Linked DNA regions of Homo sapiens: region 2 is linked to region 1. Evidence: chromatin contacts called from ENCODE Hi-C data. All regions are on one chromosome and are shown on one strand. Each heading gives the region's core, a stretch centred on a gene start or an enhancer-like site at or near the end of the contact. The rest is flanking DNA. Distances are from core to core; before and after follow the strand shown. Region 1 overlaps RXRA (retinoid X receptor alpha). Region 2 holds the start of NALT1 (NOTCH1 associated lncRNA in T cell acute lymphoblastic leukemia 1).

Region 1 (3,581 bases), core at 635-3,134:
CAGCGCCAAGGAGGAAGCCAGAGGAGAGCCGTGATGGAAATCGCGCAGCTCTGGGGCCAGGCCTGTCCAGCCACGCTCGCTCCACTGGTTCCCAAAAAGGAGCTCCTGCCATGGGGGTACAGGGAGGAGGTGGGCTCAGGGCCACCCACCTAGAAAGATGCCAAGGGGCCCCGGAGAGTCCTGAGAGCTGCTTTCCAGCCACAAGGCCGGAGACACTCGGTAAGCTGACCTGTGCCCCTGTACGGCCATTCCCCCCGGGGCATCGTGAGCAGACCACCCATCTGCTGCCTGGGGCAGAGGCTAGGAGGGTGGGAGGGCGGGAGTCAAGCCCCAGTCCTGGCAGAGTCCCCGTGGAAAGAAGCGGAGTCACGGAAAGGGCGTGACCAAAGGCGTGGGGCCACCAGGAAGCTGGGAGCCCCAATCGCCTGCATGTGACGTCCTTCCCACCCTCCCCCTCTGCAAAATGGAGGCTCTGACACCGGGGCTTGCCCTGCACACTGCACCAAGCCAGGTGACTGTCACGGCCCCCTGCAAACACACAGACTCCATCATGTGGTAGAAGAGCTGCCGTAGGCCGCAGCTACCACAGCTCAAACACCTAACTGCAGGTGCACGCCAGGCCAACATTTCATTACATGAGCTCACAGAAGTGTGGTGACAAGGGGGAGCCGCTCCTCCTGCCCCCGTCCTGCAGGGGAGGAACCAGGGCTCAAGGAGGCGAGATGTTTCCAAGCCCGGAACAAGAGCTGCCGGGTCAACGCCTGGAGGCCTGGCTTTCTGAAGCCTCGGTCCACCCCTTGGCCACCCCTCGACCACCAGGGTGGCCAGACACAGCAGACACCCATGAGCCCTGAGAGTTCCAGCAATGACGCCCACCTTGGAGGACGGGTACCAGCTCGGGGACTTGGCAGAATGCTCACCTCTCCAGGGCCAGGCAGGGGCTCCTGGGCAGCGCAGCCTCCCTTCCAGGCCGTACCCCTGAACTGTGTCTAGCACCACCACAGGGCCAGACCTTCGAGGAGGGTGAGTGGGAAGCAGGGGAATTCCTGGAGAAACCCCGCCTGCCCCACAGCCCGCCTGTGTGGCGAGGGGGCCCCCAGCCTGTGGGCTCCTGGGGGTAGTTTCCCTTCAACAGGAAAAGAAATGATTCTTGTTTCATTTTGAGCCATGTTGCTCTCGGTGGCTCAGAGGCCCTGCCACCGCTGCCAGCAGCTCTGTCGTGGAACGGCCAGGCTTTCCACCCTCAGGGCGGCTCTCGTCTCCACCTTCATGTGCACGGCCACCTGGCTCAGGAACACCCCTGCAGTTCCTCAGGTCCCACCTGTGGTGGAGCGTGGCCAGCTCCATGCCAGAGGCCAACACGATGGTTCAGTCGGGGACTCTGAAATGATCAGGGCAGAGGATGCTCCCCCAGGCATGTCCTGGGGCCTGGCATGGGGCCGGCCTCTCTGGGGGACATCCCCAGTCTTCCCACGGCCCGCTGAGCAGCACCATTTGCAGATGGGGGCACCGGTGCTTAGAATAGGCAGGGCATGGCCACCGGGGCCACGCGGTGGACAGAGTCCAGGCAGGGAACCCCTGAAGGACAGAGCACCTGCTCAGCACCCAAGGCTGGCAGTGGGGACCCTCTCCAGCTGGTGCCGGCTTTCCAAGAATCCCCTCCACACCCGTGCCATAAGCCCAGGCCCACCCTAGCACGCAGCATCCTTCCCACAGAAGAGGCTTACCACCCACGCACCTGAGCCGGATGCCTGTCATGTGCAGGGGCCTGACTGGCGGGGCATCTGCAGACGGGGGACAGGGCCTCACCCATGAGACAGACCAAGAACGGGACGTCAGCCCGCTGAGCAGGACTTCCCCCATCACAACCCCAACATGGGCGCCCTCCCTGCCTCTGCCACTCCCAGGGCTGCGGCGGAGCTCAACGACACCAGCCCAGAGGCTCAACTGCACCCAGAGTTGCCTCTTCCGAGCTCAGCCTCAGCACGTCCCTCCTGCCCCGCAGAAACTTGCTGAGGGCCCGGGTCAGGCTCATCACCACTCTGAGCGAGACAAACCACCCCGTGGCCACAGGCGCCACAGGCCCCACAGGCTGAGCCTCAGAAACCTCCCTCCTGGCTGCCGTGCCTGCTGTGTAGGGCCTGGCCCCCCACCCACTGTCCCAGACTGGGGGCTTTGGACTTTGGGAGTGTAATGGGGAGCCCTGGGAACTTCTGGCAGCGACAGAGTGGACCTCCCGCCAAGTGACCCGTGGAAGGGACGGCAATGGAGAGGAGGGTGTGCTGAGCTGGCTTTAGCCTGGCCTGGGCTAGGTCTGAACTTGGCCACTTCTAGGGGCACCCGGGCCCCTACCCACTGTGTGTCAGACTCCCCCTCCCCTTCCCTTAAGCCCAGGGATTGGGGAGCGGACTCCACCCTGCACCAAGGAGATGCCGACCCAGGAGGCCGAGAGAAAAATCCTGCCGGGGAATGCAGGCAAGCGCAGGCTCCGGCCTGCTGCCCCCAGGACGGCCACCCCCATCCTCATCAAGGCTCTGACCCAAGGCCTCGCTGTGTCCCCTCCCAATCCCACCAATCGGCACATATCAGGGTACTGTGGCAGCAGGAGGGGACGAGCCGCTGGCCTGCAGATGCGAGGGTGAACAGGTGGCAGGCAGCTTCTCTGCTCCTCGGTGCCCAGCCCCAAGAACCTGAGACGGGGCTGCAGCTAGCACGCACGGTAACTCCCAGCCTAGCCGGCAGCCCCCAGGGGCCTCGGAAGGAAGGGGAGGGATGGAGAGGCCAGCTGCAGCTATGGAGTCTCTGTCCAGACTCTGGGTGACCCCATCCACAGAGTGCCTCCCGCAGGAACGTCTGCCAGCCCCCTCTGTACAGGCAGAGCCAGACATGGCCAAGTCCAGACCTTGCCCAGGCCAGGCTAAGGCCAGCTCAGCACACCCTCTCCACCACTGTCCCCTCCACTGGTCACTTGGCAGAATGTCCACTCTGTCACCATCAGAACTTCCCAGGGCTCCCTATTACACCCCCAAAATCCAAAGCCCCAGGCCTAGGATAGAGATGCCCAAGCCCTGGCCCCGCTAGCCCTCTGGGGCTAGCCCTCTGCTGTCCCAGGGCTCCCCATTATACCCCCAAAGTCCAAAGCCCCCAGCCCGGGACAGAGGCGCCCAAGCCCTGGCCCCCTAACCCCCTGGGGCCAGGCCTCTGCTGTCCCTGTCCAGCACCCTTCCCAGCCTGCTTGGCCTCACCAACGTCCACTTCTCTGGATCCCACGAGCAACCCCCCGGGGGTGACCAAAGCCAGCGCCCACGTGTGCAGGGAACCCAGCAAAACTGCATTTCCACCATTCTCTCCCCTCCTGACAAATCCGGGAAAACGGGTTCCGTGAAATGGCAACAACGTGCAGTCTGTGCCATCCAGAGGGGCAGGGGACGGGAGCGAGCTGAGGGCGTCCACGACAGGACCGGCCAGGTGGCGGATGTGACTCTCCGAGGAGGACCCAGGAGACCAAACCCCTCCTTGGAGGACCAGAGCTTGGCAGGGAGGTGAGTGGACACAGGCCTGAGGCCACCCTGGAGGAGGCA
Region 2 (2,500 bases), core at 1-2,500, 2.2 Mb before region 1:
CACAGGGTCATGGGGGCTGCAAGAGCCAAGATGAACTCCTGCAGGAAGGAAAGGGGCCTTGGGCTCAGCACCGGGAGTCTCAGCCCTGGCTGCTCCTTAGAATCTACTGCAGAGCTTTCAACACAGGCACCCCTCAAATACACCCACCCACCAGGTCACTGCTGACCCCCCTCTACTCGGACCACATCTCTCTGGGGCCGGAGCCGGCCCTGGGGTGTTTTAAGGTCACCTGGGTCTCCATGAGCTCCGTCGCTGTCCCCGTGTGCTCACCAGCTGTGCTTACCTCTCCACGCACTTAGGGGTGTGCTCTGCTCTCGAAAGTCCCCACAGCAGCCGCAAAGGAGGGGCCTGGTTGGGCCAATGTCAGCAGGGCCTCCTTAGCTCACCCTGACAATGGTACCCCCATTTCTCTGGCAGCAAACAAGGGGGAACTGACCCAGTTCAGTCTCCTGGGGTGCAACGCCTAAGCCACTCTCCCCTCAGCACCCGCAGGGGGCCTCTGAAGAAGAGAGGGCTGCAGGACACGTCTGCCTCTCCCCTCCGCAAACCAGGCTCTGCGGCCCCATCTCATCTGCTTCCAGGCTCCCTGGCCAGCTTGGGAACAGCCCCATTCATTCGGGGTACCCCTGGAACCTTGCCCCAGCTCCCACCACAAGTTGGGACAGGAAGCCCAAAGTGACTCCTACAGGGGAGGCCTGGCGGCACTGCACCCCAATTCAGCTTCTTGGGGTCCTAGCCCCCACCCTCCCATTGGGTTTCTGGAGTGGCTGGGGTGCCCTGCACACAACCTGCTCTTGTTTCTCTTTAGTCCCCGCAATGCCCGCTGCCCAGGGCTGCCTCCCGACCTGTAGGAGAAGGTCTCCAGGCCCTAGGCCAGCAGATGTACTCCTGTTGTGTCAGGACCCCAGCCTCCCCCGACTGCCCACACCCGCTGGCCTGACAAAGAGGAATGGGGAGCCCGGACAACTTGTGAATGAAAAAGCTTCTCACCTACTTGCCAGGGGCCTACCCCCTTCCCAGGCTGGTGGGGAGGTGAGGCCCATCCCCCTCATCCCTGGCTTCTCCTCGGCCACAGCTGTCCATGGGGTACTCCCGGCTGTGGGTGGTGCAGGGGTTGGGAGCTGGGAGGCCGAGGCCTGTGCTTCCCTCGGGCCTGTGCACCCGGCCGCACCATCCGTAACGCGGGCTTATGAGCGTGCCTGGCTGCTGGGTGGCCTGACGGGTGGACACCGAATGGGCCACTCTCTTCTCTGCTGGTAGAGGATGGAGGCCCAAGGTGGAGGTGCTGTCGGCACAGCTGGGGCAGACCAGGGGAGACCCCCTATCCAGGGATCCCCTCCTCCCCTCCCAGGCCGCCCCTCCGCAAAATGCTGAGGACTGGCCCCCGGGCCTGGGCTACATGGGCCATTACTTCTGGCCTGGGGCCCACAGGCAGAGATGCCAATGGAGGCACACAGGCAGTCGCACCCGCACCCGATCAGCACCAGGCCTGAGGCCTTCGGGCCTCCCTATGCCCCACCCCACCCCCACCCACCAGGAGCAGAGGACGTCGTGGTGGGCAGAGTCCTCAGCCTGGGAGCTGCACAGCCCCGCGCTTCCTTCTATGGAAAATCTGCTCCTCCAGGCTGCCTGGCTGCTGTTACATAAACATCTCTGCTGCCTCCAGGCGCCTCCTCTCCTGGGGCGCTGACCCCAAGATGTTACCCCAGGCCTGCAGAAGTGAGGCCAGATTCTGGGAGGACGCAGGCGAGGGAGGCTCCCAGCAGCAGCTACAGGGGCGGGACAGGCCGCCTGCACTGGCTGTTTCCAGAGTGCTCAGCATTTGGCAAGAGGTGTGCCAGGAAAGGCTTGCTGGGGTCAGGTGTGAGATTTGTCCTGCTTTCTGTGCCTGCCTCTGCCACCATGCTCTGGGGTTTCTGCAGCCCTCCCCCCAGGCCCCCACAGTCCTAGGTCCCTCCCAGCCTTTCGGTCTCCCCGCAGGGCAGGCTTAGCCCTCCTACTCCAGGAGGGGCGCCGGGACACGCGCCTTCTGCCATCGCACTCACCACCCTGTGTTGGGGTGGGGAGGGGGCGCTGTCTGTCCCTGGCACGAGGCCGTGAACTTTGCGCAGGGACTATGGCAGGCATTTTGGACTCCTGGCGCTTAACCAGGCTTGGCACAGGGTGCCCGTGCCTGGCATCGTGGTGGAGAAATAAATCAGCCGGAAGGAGCACGTGGGAAGGGCTGCGCCGGCGCCAGCGGCAGATCCGCCCGACCCGTTTGTGCTTTCTGGGGCCACCTTAGGCAGGCGGCGCCCGGGCAGGAGGAGGACGGTGACCGAGGAGCGTGTCGACGCGGGTCCCCCTTGGGGGAGCGGGGCACAATCCGTCCGCGAGGCACTGGTCCCGGCTGCTCCCTCGGGGCGCCCGGAGTCCCCTGCCCAGAGGCCGCGGCGCCCCCATCCCTCGCGGTCAAGTGCTCGGGCAATCACGGCCAGGGATGTCTGGCGGCGATCGATCC

What was found. A loop is a pair of places that touch in the nucleus more often than their neighbours do. Pooled maps may share reads with other maps.
Region 2: a loop to region 1 is called in a map with no recorded cell type, with 6 times the contacts of the local background. The contact joins the promoter of NALT1 here to the enhancer-like site in region 1. A Hi-C loop is called at or near these places in 1 of 37 single-sample maps with no recorded cell type and 11 of 50 pooled maps.

What each region holds. Positions count from the first base shown.
Region 1 is chr9:134,388,999-134,392,579 of GRCh38, reverse strand. All of the region lies in intron 1 of RXRA (retinoid X receptor alpha), which reads right to left. Among named protein-coding and RNA genes, the nearest start is that of MIR4669, 11 kb to the right of the region's middle. RefSeq lists enhancers at 548-757, 798-1,287, 1,338-1,437, 1,818-1,907, 2,268-2,317. Within about 2 kb of position 1,884, at least 7 of the 41 ENCODE cell types and tissues checked have a DNase peak (open chromatin) inside an H3K27ac peak, as active enhancers do.
Region 2 is chr9:136,546,592-136,549,091 of GRCh38, reverse strand. NALT1 (NOTCH1 associated lncRNA in T cell acute lymphoblastic leukemia 1) reads right to left here and starts at 1,250. Exons shown (of 3, transcript NR_121577.1): 1 at 991-1,250. RefSeq lists an enhancer at 1,276-2,187 and a silencer at 2,380-2,479.